3 separate regions of the Mus musculus genome follow, and regions 1 and 3 are each linked to region 2. A link is a contact called in ENCODE POLR2A ChIA-PET data. All regions are on one chromosome and are shown on one strand. The core of a region is the stretch at or near the end of the contact, and the rest is flanking DNA. Distances in the headings are between cores, read along the strand shown. Region 1 holds the start of Pmm1 (phosphomannomutase 1). Region 2 holds the start of Tef (thyrotroph embryonic factor). Region 3 holds the start of Desi1 (desumoylating isopeptidase 1).

The links. ChIA-PET counts read pairs that join two places held with the same protein, here RNA polymerase II (POLR2A).
Region 1: POLR2A ChIA-PET joins it to region 2 with 15 read pairs in embryonic stem cell. The contact joins the promoter of Pmm1 here to the promoter of Tef in region 2. POLR2A ChIA-PET finds 5 or more read pairs at or near these places in 3 of 5 experiments (Patski and embryonic stem cell).
Region 3: POLR2A ChIA-PET joins it to region 2 with 21 read pairs in embryonic stem cell. The contact joins the promoter of Desi1 here to the promoter of Tef in region 2. POLR2A ChIA-PET finds 5 or more read pairs at or near these places in 4 of 5 experiments (Patski and embryonic stem cell).

What each region holds. Positions count from the first base shown.
Region 1 is chr15:81,958,329-81,963,045 of GRCm38, reverse strand. Pmm1 (phosphomannomutase 1) reads left to right here and starts at 2,116. Exons shown (of 8, transcript NM_013872.4): 1 at 2,116-2,331. The coding sequence starts at 2,245.
Region 2 is chr15:81,808,607-81,813,039 of GRCm38, reverse strand. It overlaps Tef (thyrotroph embryonic factor), which reads right to left and starts at 1,626. Exons shown (of 4, transcript NM_017376.3): 1 at 1,320-1,626. The coding sequence starts at 1,470.
Region 3 is chr15:82,014,440-82,019,313 of GRCm38, reverse strand. Desi1 (desumoylating isopeptidase 1) reads left to right here and starts at 3,094. Exons shown (of 6, transcript NM_134095.3): 1 at 3,094-3,436. The coding sequence starts at 3,349. It overlaps Xrcc6 (X-ray repair complementing defective repair in Chinese hamster cells 6), which reads right to left and starts at 2,945. Exons shown (of 13, transcript NM_010247.2): 1 at 2,839-2,945; 2 at 2,116-2,204; 3 at 221-333. The coding sequence starts at 2,191.

The sequences.
Region 1 (4,717 bases), core at 867-3,366, 150 kb before region 2:
CTGAGCAATCTCTCCAGCCCCTCTTCTCTTTTTCTTACCCCTTATGCTCAAGACCAGGTCAAAAACACTTAATGTGCATTGTCCACTGAGATGGAAAAGGGTGCCAGTGGCAAATCTATTAACCTGAGTTCAAGTCTCTGCATGGTGGAGAGAGAAAAGCGGCTCTTTAAAATTGCCCTCTAACCCCCCCCACATACACACACACACATGAGGTGTTTCATGCACATGCCCACACAGAAACACATAAATAAGTAAAAATGTAATTAAGAATGACAGAAAGAACCTGGGTGTGGTGGTGCACGCCTTTGATCTCAGCACTCAGGAGGCAGAGGCAGGCGGATTTCTGATTTCAAGGCCAGCCTGGTCTACAAAGTGAGTTCCAGGACAGCCAGGACTATACAGAGAAACCCTGTTTCAAAAAAACAAAAACAAACAAACAAAAAAAATTTAAAAAGTCAATGCCAGACAGTGGTGGCACATGCCTGTAATCCCAGCACTTGGGAGGCAGAGGCAGGCAGATTTTTGAGTTCAAGGCCAGCCTGGTCTAAAAAGTGAGTTCTAGGACAGCCAGGGCTATACAGAGAAACTCTGTCTCTGTCTCAAAAAAAAAAAAAAAAAAAAAAAAGAAAGAATGACAGAAAGGGGGCAGCTACAGTGTACTTACATATAATCAATAAATAAATCTTTTTAAAAATGACAAAAAGATATAGAAAGGGGCTGGAGAGATGGCTCAGCGGTTAAGAGCACTGCTGCTCTTCCGAAGGTCCTGAGTTCAAATCCCAGCAACCACATGGTGGCTCACAACCATCTGATGACCATTTCTGGTATGTCTGAAGACAGCTACAGTGTACTCATATAAGTAAATAAACCTTTTTTAAAAAAGGTACTTCTGAACATCTCTGAACACCATGATTCTCTCTCACTTGCTTATTCTGTCTGTCTGTCTGTCTTTATTTCTCTCTCCCTCTCATGTTCCCACTCCATTTCCCCAATAAACCTTGCCCTAGATCTGTTCCTGGCATGATGTCTTTTTTTTTTTTTTTTTGGTTTTGGTTTTTTAGAGACAGGGTTTCTCTGTGTAGTCCTGGCTGTCCTGGAACTCACTTTGTAGACCAGGCTGGCCTCGAAATCAGAAATCCGCCTGCCTCTGCCTCCTGAGTGCTGATATTAAAGGCGTGCTCCACTTATTACTCTTACTGAGGACCTGAGTTCAATTCTCAGCACCCATACTGGGCAGCTTACAACTGCTTGTACCTCCAGAACTAGGAATCTGAAGCTTTCTTCTGGCCTCCTGCAGAGGATCAGGGATTTGACACCCAGCACCTACAAGGAAGCTCACAACTGTGGGTAATTCCAGGTCCAGAGGATCTGACACTCACTTCCATCCTGACTTAGGTGGGCTCCTGCATGTACTTAGTGCACATCACCCCAGGCACACACGACAAAATAACACAACAAAAAAGACTCGCATAAAAGCTTACAAGTTAGAGATTTATGGCATATTGGCCCTTAGTAGGTTACTTTTGATTGGAAAAAAAAAAAAAGCAACAAACATTTCTCACAGTAGGTAAAAGCCATCATGGGATATTTTTCTCTTTTCTTCCTTCTCTCTCTCCCCCTCCCTTTTTTTGTTGTTTGTTTTGTTTTAAAAAATAGGGTCTTATCCAAGGCTGTCAAGGCTACAAAGGGAAACTCTTGTTTTGAAAAAACAAAACAAAACAGAGTATGTAGCCCTGGCTGGCCCGGAACTTGTTTTGTAGATAAGGGCCTCTGCCTCAGAAGGGCTGGATCACAGGTGAGCCAGCACGCCGGGTTCTCCCTGAGACTTCAAGCTCAAGATGACAAGGCAATACCTTCGTCCTACTAACCTTGGGAATCACAAGCAGAAGGCTCTGAGTCCCGCCCTTGCCCCCCAACCCCCCCCCCCCCCCACCGTAGGGAGCGCCCTGAGATCAACCTCAACCCGCTGGCCCGACACTGTCTTCCGGTTCAACCCCTTTTCCCGCCGGTTCCTATCTCCGTCGGGTACGAGGACTCTGACCCCGCCTACTGCCACGCCCCTCAATCCTAGGTGCCTGTACTCTTCTTTCGGCGCCGCAGGCCCCGCCCCCTCGCGGGAGGGCCGATGGCCACTGCTCCTCCCCGTGCTGCGCAGCTGGCCCCGCCCCGGCCCCGCCCGGCCTCTGTCGCACGCGACCCTGGCGGTGGCTGCAGCGACAGCGCTTGGCGCGCGGAGCTACAGCCATGGCAGTCGCCGTCGAGGGCGCCCGCAGGAAAGAGCGCATCCTCTGCCTGTTTGACGTGGACGGGACCCTCACGCCAGCTCGCCAGGTAAGGGCCTCGAGGTTCCAAAGCTCCCGCCCAGAGTCACGCCGGCATCCGTGACCCAGCGTGAAGCCGTCACTGCCATGTCAACGCAGACACCTGCGCGACCCTGTCGGAAACGTGGAGTGCAGTGGTACCGGCTCCTGTCACCGAGGAGATGGGACCCAGGCCCTCTCGGCCTTCCAGGCCTCAGCGCTCCCCGCGCGGGTTGGCATCCACGTTCCTGCCGGGAGCGCAGATGCTGTATCCAGCCTCCGGGAGGAGCGTCTATGGGCGATAGGGCGGGTATCCCCAGTTCCAGGCTTGCACAGGCCCAGGCTGGGCTCTGGGGTGGTCTTACCCCATTTTAGCCCTAGGATGCACAACTAGTCCGTCCTCAAGCTAGCGTGAGAACGCGGCGTTCCAGGCAGAGCTCCGTGCGCTTCTAAGCCCACGGTCGCCCTCTACTGAGGGCAAGGAAGATCTCTGAGTCTTTGCACTCTGGCGTCCATAGGCCTAAAACTGGGTTTAGCTCCTTAAGCCTCTTAGGATGTTTGTTTACCTTCCACCTGGAGTTGGAGGGAAAGAGAGCTGCTTTTCTGATGAGTTTTGGTTTTTGTTATTGGTATCCTTTTGGTTCCACCCATGTGAAGGTGAAAGGCCCCAGGGCTAGTCTGTTTACAATAGAAGCACTGTAAAAAATGGGAGTGCATTCTCCTGTCTGCACTTTATAGTTCACCCTCCAGTCTTTAGCCATACCTAGTTTTTCTCCCTTCGAGTCATCCTGGGTCGTTCTCACCCATCCTTCTACCTTTGGGATCACCGGGATGATCAGAGCAGAAATGGGGGTGGGGGGCCGAGCTACTGGGCAGAAGCCCGTGTGAACCTAAGTCTTAGCTTCCTGGTAGGCCTTCCACTCTCCAGAAGGAATCGGGCATCTTTCTTTCCATCCAGCAGAGGTGGATCAGGAAGATGCAGGATTGGAAAGGAGGTGGTCTAGCCTAGGCATGCCTGATCCTTGTGCTGCACTGACTTGGCAAGGCCTGAACAAGAACCGCCTGTCAATTTGTCTACTACTAGACAGACTTAATGCTTACTAGAAAAGCTTAATGCTTTTTTTTTTCTTCTTCTTTTTTCTTGTTTTGGTTTTTTTGAGACAGGGTTTCTCTGTATAGCCCTGGCTGCCCTGGAACTCACTCTGTAGACCAGGCTGGCCTCGAACTCAGAAATCTGCCTGCCTCTGCCTCCCAAGTGCTGGGATTAAAAGCATCCGCCACCACTGCCCTGCAGTTTAATGCTTTCCAAAGCTAATTTTTAATTATACATGTAAGTAATGAAAACTTTAAAGGCTAAAGACCACTTCGAACCTCGCCAGTATCCCAGGCCCAGCCCCCATCCTCGAGGTAGTATACTGGAGCCCCTTTATCTCAATTGCTTTGCCCACAGCACATACTAGACATGATTTTGTGAGGCTCTGTTTCTGACTTGGCATTATCCTGCTTATGGTATCCTGCAAGTTCCTTTAGACCATAAACAGCATGCTTTAAGACCTTGCCCCGTTGGAAGCACAGATCTGGCTTTATCTGTGCCCTGGTCTGGTAATGTTTCCAAGGAAGTATGTGTCACTGTCTGGCAGATAAGCATAAGAGTTGCTTGCAGCCAGTATTTCACTATTACAAACCATACCCCAAGGAGCAGAGAAGCTGAAATGCTAGTGGACAGGGGATGGACATGAGAGGTGTCAGTAGATGTTGCCAAATACTTTCAAAACAGTTGCACCAACTTATGTTTTTGTGGGGGCCAGAGTTCCCGTTTCTTCTCTCCCCTTGTCGCTAGCTAGCTAGAGTCTCTGATATCTGAATATATGGAAGTTTGAATTCCGATTCACTTGTTCAAATTTCCTTGGTGGAGAATCCTTTTATACTTTGGGCACGTTATTTCATTTAATGGCTACTGTGGTCCCCTTAAAGTGGCTCCTGGTGTGGCAGACATGTTGTAAAACGGGAAATGGGGCACAGAAAGGCAGAGCCCTCTGCTTAAGGCCTCTTGCTCAGATACATGAGCCAGAGCTAAGCAGGTAGAACTTCTGAGGTCTCTTTGCCTTGGGCAAGTGAAGAATCTTTTATTTGAAAGATTTGCTACCAGAGATGTTTGCAGGTTTGGATGTTTTTCACATACTGAGCATGTGCGTAATGAGTTGTTATTAGGCATCAGGAGCCACCCGGACACACAAAATCTGTTTGTGTTTTAAATCTCTTTTTTTAAAAAAATGATGTATTTATTTATTTTATGATTATAAGTACACTATTGCTGTCTTCAGACACACCAGACAGAAGAGGGCATCAGACCCCATTACAGATGGTTGTGAATCACTATGTGGTTGCTGGGAATTGAACTCAGGACCTCTGGAAGA
Region 2 (4,433 bases), core at 377-2,876:
CCTCACCTAGAAGTGGAGAGGTAGTAACCCAAACAAGATAAGACTATGTCAAAATGCTTTGTGAGTGTGGGCAAATGCAAAGCAAAACCCCAGTATGGCCTGGTCCTCTCTGGTGAGCTTAGGCAAGAGCTGCCAGATGTGAGCACCAGCCCTTGCAGTTTGTCTTACACTCAGATCTGGATGGAGTCATCACCTTCATACAAACAAAAGCGTTTGTGCACATGAGGTCCTGAGGCAGGAGGAGAGAATCTAGCCTCACCTGATGAGCAGAAGCTATTTATAACGTAACAGGGACAACCATAAGCACAGCAGCCCCAGAACACACCCAAGGAAAGAAACAACAGCATTTTAGAAAGGGAAATGAGATCCCTGATACAAGCAATCCACAAACAGCCAAGTCCTTCCCAGATACCCTAATTAAGCTGAGCTCTTGGAAATCTGAAGATCTCAGACTGAAAGCACACATCAATGGACCTAAAACCCCACAATAGGTGGCAGTCCTGCTGCTCTTCCAGGCCAAATACCCAGGCCAAGTCTGCTTTCCACACCAGGCCCCAGGGACTCTTGTGGCCTGGGCAATTCGATGAAGCCCGGTCCTGCTATTGTGATTCCCAACAATCAACCAGGAGAAGGACCTGAGTGGCCACATTCTAACCCTCATCACAGCCCTACTTTGCCCAGCCTTCATTCCCTTAATTTTTTTTTAAACCAGGCTTTGATTTAAAAACAACTGGGAGACACTACCGACCCTCATCTCAAATTGCCTCCTCCATCCACACCTCCCAGGGATGCATTTCCAGTAAAGCACCACCGTGGACCTGCTCACTGTCCACTCGTAGAGAGGAGGAATCGTCTTCCTCCAGGACGGACCAAAGACATACAAAGGCCATCTGCTATACTGATCAGGGCCTCTCAAACTTTGGTGGTGAACTCTGCACCCACGAGGGTGCAGTGGAGTGTTTCTTAAAATACACGCTCTGTCTCAAGATCCGCAGACTAGGTGAGGTCCAGGAACCCGCATTTGAAGGCAAGCAGTATCCTCAGGATTTGGATGCAGGCGGCCCCACTGGAGCCCCCTCTAAGTGGCGGCTTCCTTGCAAAGTTCTGTTGACTTGTCCTTTCCAGATCACCCCCTGACTTTCTCTCTGGGCTAGAGGCCTAGTCCAGCAGGCCCCTAGTCATGCCCGGGCCCGCATAAACACCACACCACTGGACCGCTTCACCCTGACCTCTGACCCGGCCCGGGCCGGCCCGCCCCCACAAGGCCCCGCCTTTACAGAAACCCCGCCCCCAGACACGCGCGAGCCCCCCCCCCTCACCGAGGCGCGTCTCGCGCGGGGGGTTCTCCATCAGCTTCTTCAGGACCAGAGGGAAGGAGCCCGACAGGCCCCGTTCTCCAGCTGCACGCCCCGGGCCCGGCCCCGCCTGAGGCTCCACAGGCGGCTTCTTCCCGCCGCCCGCGTCGGACATCGTGCCCTGCGCCCCACTCGTGCGCCTCGCCTCCCCCGCCCGCACCCCGAGACGGGCCGGAGCGGCTCGACCCGCCGCAGCTGCTGACACGGGCAGCACTGCGCAGACGCGCTACTGCACCCCCACCTCTCTCCATCCGCACCCCTCCCGCGGACTGGTTCCGTCTCATTCATTATTCATAAGGCCAGGCCAGCGGTCCCATAGCGTGGCTTCCGATTGGTGCGCGCTGCGTAAGGGCGGGCACAGCTCTTCAGGCTAGGATTGGCTGTGAGAACCAAACGATGTAGACACGTGCTGGGCCAGGTGAGGAGTATCGCTCCGCCTGCCCGGGAGCGTCGGGCCCTTCTGCGGAGCCCCCCTGTTCTTTTTTGGTCAGTCGCGTCCCTTTCGCCACCACTTTCGTGACTACAGGTTTCCTCCCACCTCATCGCAGCCTCCTTTTTCTCCTTCCCTCGGAGAAGCCACCTCAGAGGAAGGCGGAGCGGGGCGCGACGGCCCAGCCCCGAGGGTCACGTGGAGCGGCAGCAGATGCGGAGCCTCGCGGGGCGGGGCAGTGAGGGAAAGGCTCGCGGCAGCCAATGGGGCAAGAGGGCGGGGCCGGCGCGATTGCACGAGGCTCTGCACGTGCGGCTGCGGCGCGGAGGGGCGGAGAGGGGCGGAGAGGGGCGGGGCTGGCTCTGGCCTAGGCCTAGCCAGGACTGGCCTGTTGTGTTGTTTGGCGGACTCTGCCCGGGGGTAAGGGGACTGGGACGTGGGTAGCCAGCCAGCGCTCCTCCCACGCTCCGCGCGAGGTTAGCGGAGGGCAGGCGGGTCCCAAGCTCCGCTGCTTCAGCGGGTGTCAGGTTGCCCACTGATTTAGGGATTGGGAGCGGGCGTGGTTGCAGAATAAACACTAGTACGGAGAGCGCATTCTTGAAACCTATCCACGAACCAGGGTCCGGACAGACTTCCGTACTACTAGCTGCTCGCTTGTGACCTTGGGAATTATCCAGTTGCTCCACGGGAGCCCATTTCCTCAGTCTTAAAAATTCAACATTGAACTAGAGTCAAAAGCAAAACAAAACATAGTTTCTGGGTTCCTTAGGAAACCTGTGAGCCGTGAAGGGGTGTGCAAACCTTCAAGATGGCTCGCAGAACTTTGTACCTCTTTGCAGTACAAGTCATACTCGGCTTCAAGCCCAGACAATACTAGACGCTCAGGGATTAAGCTCCCAGAGGGGCAGGGACTTGGCTTGTTTATACTCTGTCCCTCCGTCCCTCCCATGGCTCCCTGCCTCGGAAGGAGGAGCTGAGTCTGGCGGAAAGGCAGCCTGTGGTTCATGCGGTAGTTACAGAACACCACAATAGACAGCTAGAAGCGCATGGATTGTGTTAGGACCTGAGGAAAAAGAAATTTAGCTGAGTAAGCCCAAAGGAAGCGGCTAAAGGACGTTGGGTAGCCTTAGGAATAGAGTGATGGACTGTGAATCTAAAATACAAGATTTTGTGATGTTGATCGTTTTCTGAACCTGAATCCTCTAGCCCATTGTTCCATTTCTCCAGTCTGTTCTCCTTTTTGTCAAATGGGGAGAAAGCAGGATGTAGCCTACGGTGTTCCCATGCAAATATCTTTCCTAATTTAATCAAAATTGATGGATATAAATCCAGTGTGGAGAAAGGAAACTGCACAGGAAACCCAGGCGTTGCAGACCTGTCAGGAGGAATCTTATGTATCTAGGATCTCTTTAGGAGAAACTGGCCTAGAGGTTTTTAGCAGTAAATCTGAAAGAGTGACTCCAAGAAAATGAAGCAACATATGAAACTCTAGAAAAGAAAAGCTGGATGAGCAAGATGGCTCATGGGGTAAAGGTGATTGCTGCCAAGTCTGACAACCAGAGTTCAATCTCTGCATACCATGTGATGGCAGGAGGGACTAAATCAAAAATTGTCTTCAGACCTCCATGAACACAATAATTCCTCTTGCACACACAAATGTAACATAATATTTTTTTAAAAGAAGTAGAAATCTCCATGTGATTTGGTTCTAGAGGAACTGTCTAGACTAGACTGAAATGTACATTTTCATGGCTAACTCTTATACTGTTGAGAAGGAGAACAATTCCTAGTGTGGCAGAGGAGGACTGATAAGGTAAGAGCACATCTTGCCTGTCTATAAGGAAGATGACACATGGGAGAAGTGAAGATTCTCACTCCTGCTCTTACTCTCTCTCCATCTCCTTCCCCCTCTTTCCCCTGTCCTTACCCTCCCCCTCTCTTTTGAGCAATAGTCCCCACAAATGGATGATGGACCACCAACCTGGAACAGCTTACCTAAGCAGGTGACTAGGATGCAGGAAGGTAACAGGCCTAGGCTTCAGAAACTGATGTAGCTTTGAGTCTCTTGTCTAGAGACACTTGAGTTTCCCCTGGATAATCAAAAGGTGGATGTTCCCGAAGGAGCATGACAGGCATATTCCCTCTAGTGCTTCTTTGCAAACTGTGGGGGATGGCAGCAATCCACACCACCCTGAAGGCAGGGACATTTCTTTCTCCAGCTGACCTCACGAACCCCAGCTGCCTTTTCTGCTGTTGTCTCCTGTCATTGCTATGGTGACAGCTGTGACAGAGTAGAGGAGTAAGTGCTATGAGAAATAGTTTGCTAATTGCCATAGTGTGAAAGCCCTGTATAGAAATAGACTCCCTCACAGGAACATGTTAGTACCTGGTTAAACTTTAGAAGTATGTGGCAGCTGGGTGTGGTGGTGCACACTTTTAATCCCAGCACTTGGGAGGTAGAGGCAGAGGCAGGTATATCTCTATGTGTTCCAGGCCAGTCTGGTCTACAGAGTGAGTTCCAGGACAACCAAGGCTACATAGTGAGACCCTGTCTTTAAAGAAAGAAAAGTAGGATGTAGCAGCACACTATTTTGTATCAATAAATTTTTTGAGTTTTTTTTTTGTTTGTTTGTTTGATTGAGATAGAG
Region 3 (4,874 bases), core at 1,845-4,344, 200 kb before region 2:
ATTACCCACACACGTTCTGCTCCACAGTCTTCTTCCTATTTTTTAGCTTTGTGTCTTGAGACAGGGTCTCCCTATGTAGCCCTTGTCTGTCCTGGAACTCACCATGTAGACCAGGTAGGCCTCTACTCAAGAGATCTCTCTGCCTCTGCCTCCTGAGTGCTGAGATAAGAGACATGAGCCACCACACCCATTCAATGTTTGGGGTTGAATAATGTCTTACCTGGATGCTCATATCAAAAGGTGTGAGTTCATCTTCACCCTGAGATTCGAACATAGCCCTGGAGGCATCAACCAGAAAAATCAAGCTATCTCTTCCTGAATATTTATATTCTCCTATGGAAAAATAAATGGAAAACAATGTTTGCCTTTTGCATTGTATTTATTATGTTTACCAATCACACAAAACAGAGACAAGCCCATAGAGTTACAAGTAGAACTTGACAAATTATAAGATGAACCCACTTAAAGCCTCCACTCCTGTCAGGACCCTGAGTCCTATGTATATCTCTCAAATCGTTAGTTTTGACTTATTTTTATTTCCTTTAAAAATTTTTGCTGGGCGGTGGTGGCGCACGCCTTTAATCCCAGCACTCGGGAGGCGGAAGCAGGCGGATTTCTGAGTTCGAGGCTAGCCTGGTCTACAGAGTTAGTTCCAGGACAGCCAGGGCTACACAGAGAAACCCTGTCTCGAAAAAAAAATTTCAGCTGGGTGTGGTAGTGAGTATCTTTAATCCTAGCACTCAGGAGGCATTGGCTGGCAAATCTCTTTACTTCGAGGCCAGGCTAGTCTACAGAGTGAGTTCTAGGACAGCTAGGGCTACAAAGAGAAACCCTGTCTGGAAAAAAAATTATTAATGTATTCATTTTATTTTGTGTGTGAAAGTTTTGCTTGCATATATATGAATGTAAAACCATGTGTGTGCTTGTTACTCTCAGAGATCAGAAAAGTGCATTAGGTCCCCTGGAAATAGAGCTATAGATGGTTGTGAACCACCATGGGGATGCTAGAATTAGAACCCAGGTCCTCTAGAAGAACTTACTTCGAGGCCAGGCTAGTCTACAGAGTGAGTTCTAGGACAGCTAGGGCTACAAAGAGAAACCCTGTCTGGAAAAAAAATTATTAATGTATTCATTTTATTTTGTGTGTGAAAGTTTTGCTTGCATATATATGAATGTAAAACCATGTGTGTGCTTGTTACTCTCAGAGATCAGAAAAGTGCATTAGGTCCCCTGGAAATAGAGCTATAGATGGTTGTGAACCACCATGGGGATGCTAGAATTAGAACCCAGGTCCTCTAGAAGAACAGCCAGTGCTCTCAACCACTGAGCCATCTCTCCAGCCCCTGGGAGTCTCTTACACCATGAGGGAGGTTTCCTAGTGCAAGCCTGGAGCTGGGCTGATTCCAGGCAAGAGGCAGGAGGCAAGTTAGAGACCAGGATGTATAGCCACCAATGCACCCACTTTTATGTTAACTCGATTCCCAGGAGTCATTAGAAGCTCAAAGTCAAAAAAAAAAAAAAAAAAAAAAGAAGCTCAAAGTCTACATCAGTTACAGAGTGAGTTTGAAGTCAGCCTGGTCTACATAAGACCTTGCCTCAGAAACAAACAGGAGCTGGGGAGGCTGCTCAGTGGTTAAAGCAATGGTTAAGAATACTTGACGCTCTCTCACACACGATCCAGCTTCACTTCACAGAATGCACATGGAGGCTCACAACCACCTATAACTTTAGTAGCAGGAGATCCGACTCCCTCTTCTGGCTCCCTTTTGCACCAGACATGTACAGAGGTGTACACACATACATAAAATAAAAATAAGTAGATTTTTTTAAACAATCAAAAATATGTAAAAAATAAAGTGACAAATATTACCATGGACAGAGTCATTTATTGAAGATTAATAAATTCTCTATCGTGGTTAGTAAAAAAAAAAAAAGGAAAATAGGGTTAGGAATGTTCATAGAGTGAAATAGGATCTAAATAATAACTGTAAAACTCAAAGGGAGAAAAAATATTTTAGATTATCTGAGGAGAAAAGGGAGGGATATCAGACAACATAAAGTGCTCCCAGCAAAAAAAAAAGTACACAGCGAAAATCTTCCACACAGGCCACTTACCACCTGTGTCGGGGCTCTCCTCCTCCTCTTCCTCTTCCTCGCCCTCAGTTTTGTAGTAGGACTCCCACTCTGACATGTTGGTTTGCTCACTAGGTGAGAGAAGTTATGAATTTAAATGAAAAAAAAAAAAAAAAAAAAAACCAAGGCAGGTAGCTCTGTGGTAATGCGCTTTCCTACAGTGTACCCGGACCTATGCCACACACACCAGAAAAAAAAAGAGAGACAGACAGACAGACTTCTGGGTTCTCTTTAGATCTGTTCTAAATGCTCGGGTCACTAATAAAGAATGTGAATGATGGCTCCTGCTTCCTCCAAAGCTCTCCATATCATTGGAGAGGCAAGAGAAATGTGCATGGGGTCATTGCTGCAACAACCTCCCCTTGGCTATCCCTTAAGGATGCTGCAGGACCAAAATGGCTAGGGGTGAGGGCGAGGTATAACATAGCGGCTCAGCACTGAAGGTCCTATCTCGAGCTCCAACTGGACTGGGACGGTACTTGGTGCTCTGGCTGAAACATTCGTCTTCATTTCTCCCCCAACCTTCAGCTAGAGATTGGCTCAACCACCAGTCCTGTTCCGCCTTCTGGGGAGAAAGGAGCATGACCCAGGTCCTGCAGGTCGACAGCGCTGCTCCGTGGTGAGGCCAGGGGTCGCGCGACACTAAGCGTGCAAGCAAGCCACCAAGGCAGGCCTCATCCAACACATGTGGTGCGGCGAACCTACCTTAACCGCAGGCGGGCAAGCCACTGGGACAGCAGAAGGTGGGCACCACGTCCACGCGGGCTCCTTGTCTCTCGCCCAATCAGCGACGTTGCGTCATCACGCACAACACGCCCTTCGACCCTTCAAGCGGGCACGCCCACTCGCATTTCCCGCTTCCACCCCCTGTTCCCTAAACTGGAACGCTTGCGGCCAGAGAAAGCCCCGCCCCTCGCTTGAAGCTCCGCCCCCGAAACCCGTCAGCACCGAACGCACATGCGTGAAAGTGCGTCCCCGCCCCTGCCCCCTGTTCCGTGCGGAGTCTCTGGGATCTCTCTCTCTGTCACCTCACAGTAGTCGTTGCCGGTCGCGGGTGTCCGGGCGCGAGCAGCGCAGGGCCGCCTCTCCCCCGCCCTCAGGCCGGGCCCCGGCTCGGTCCCCCGCTCCCTCTTCTCCCCACCCCGGTCGGGTACCGGAAGGTCCAAGCCGCTGCCGGGTGCCCGAGGGCCATCGTGGCCGCCGCCACGGGTCCTGATGGAGCCGCCAAATCTCTATCCGGTGAAGCTCTACGTGTACGACCTGTCCAAGGGCCTGGCCCGCCGGCTCAGCCCCATCATGCTGGGTGAGGGGACCGGGGTCAGTGGGAAGAAGGCAGGTGGCCGCTGGAAGCGATCCACCGAGGGGGGTGGGGGAAGACGGGCCCATGGGTGGTAGGAAAGATCCACTAGGGCAAGGACAGTGAGGTGGGATTCCCTGAACCCCTGTCCAGCTTCATGATCTAAGCCAAGGAGACACACGCTCCGGCTGAGAGCAAGCTCCTCTTCAGCTAGAGACTGGGGCTAGCCGACTGATCTTGGTGGATTCCCCAAGAAGCCAGGGAACCCTGCTTCTTTAGCTCAAAGTAGAGAAAGTGAGGATACCTCCAGCTCGTGTCCCTGGTGGTGGAAGCAACACTGCAGACGAGATCCTCTGGTGTCCCTCGGAGCGACTGCCCTCCGCGCCAAAAGGAAATTCCCTCTGCAGTCCTTGGAGTGGATGGGAAGAGAGCGCTAGAGCGGTGGAAGGCTTGAGCCCTTGCCGGCTCCAGGTTAGGTCAAGTCAGGTCACCCTGAGCCAGATCTTGGAACTAATTACGTTCTGTCCGACGATGCAATTTTCGCTCAACAGTTAATTGCTTTTGACCAGATGGTAAGAAAGCAGTTCTGGGGGAGGACCGGATGCTGTATCGGTGAGGATATCGGTTGTGCTCAGTTCAAATGGTTTCATGCTGAGAGAGAAAAAGAGCCCTTCAGTGTAGGTCCAACTTCACTTCAAGTCAAATACCAAAATGTCTGTCATATAGGATTTGTCAGGCTTGTCATTTCAGGTAATGGTGGACAGGAATGGATTTCAGGGATTGAAACTGACATAGTTTTGCATCATTCAATAAATAGCTATAGTGTTTCCTGGAGACATTGGAGGAAGGCCTATTTCTTAAGGAACACAAGGGGCAGGGATCAAGGAAGCAAGGCAAGTTTTGAGGACATCCATTTGTGATGTGTCACTGAGTTGAACTTACTAATCCTTTAACCCTGGGGCAGCGAGTGGTTTCTAAATGTGGTTTCCCATCAGAATCATCTAGGATGTTCGTTAAAAACACAAATACCTGACTGAGGCTGTTGCTCACTCACTGGTAGAGTTCCTGCTTGGCATGCTCCAAGCCCTGGGGTTTGATCTCTAACATGGAAACAAAAAACAAGTGCATTCATTTCCAACATACATTGTCAGATGGGATGGGGTGGGGGGAGCTGAAAAAACTGTATTAGAACCAACTGGGTGAAACACTCCGATGATCCTAGTACTAAGGAGGCTGAGGCAAGAGGGCTGTGGGTTCAAGACCAACAAGCTGGGCTACACACACACCTGAGGGAATAAAAGAAGAAGAAAGGAAGTGAAGAGAGAGAGAAAAAGCTCAGGTCAAAACGGTTCCTCTACCAAAGAAACTGGTAGCAGACAGAGTGGAAGGAAACTTTGCCCTAAACTACTTTGTACTAAATGTGTGCACATTTTGTGAGTCTTAC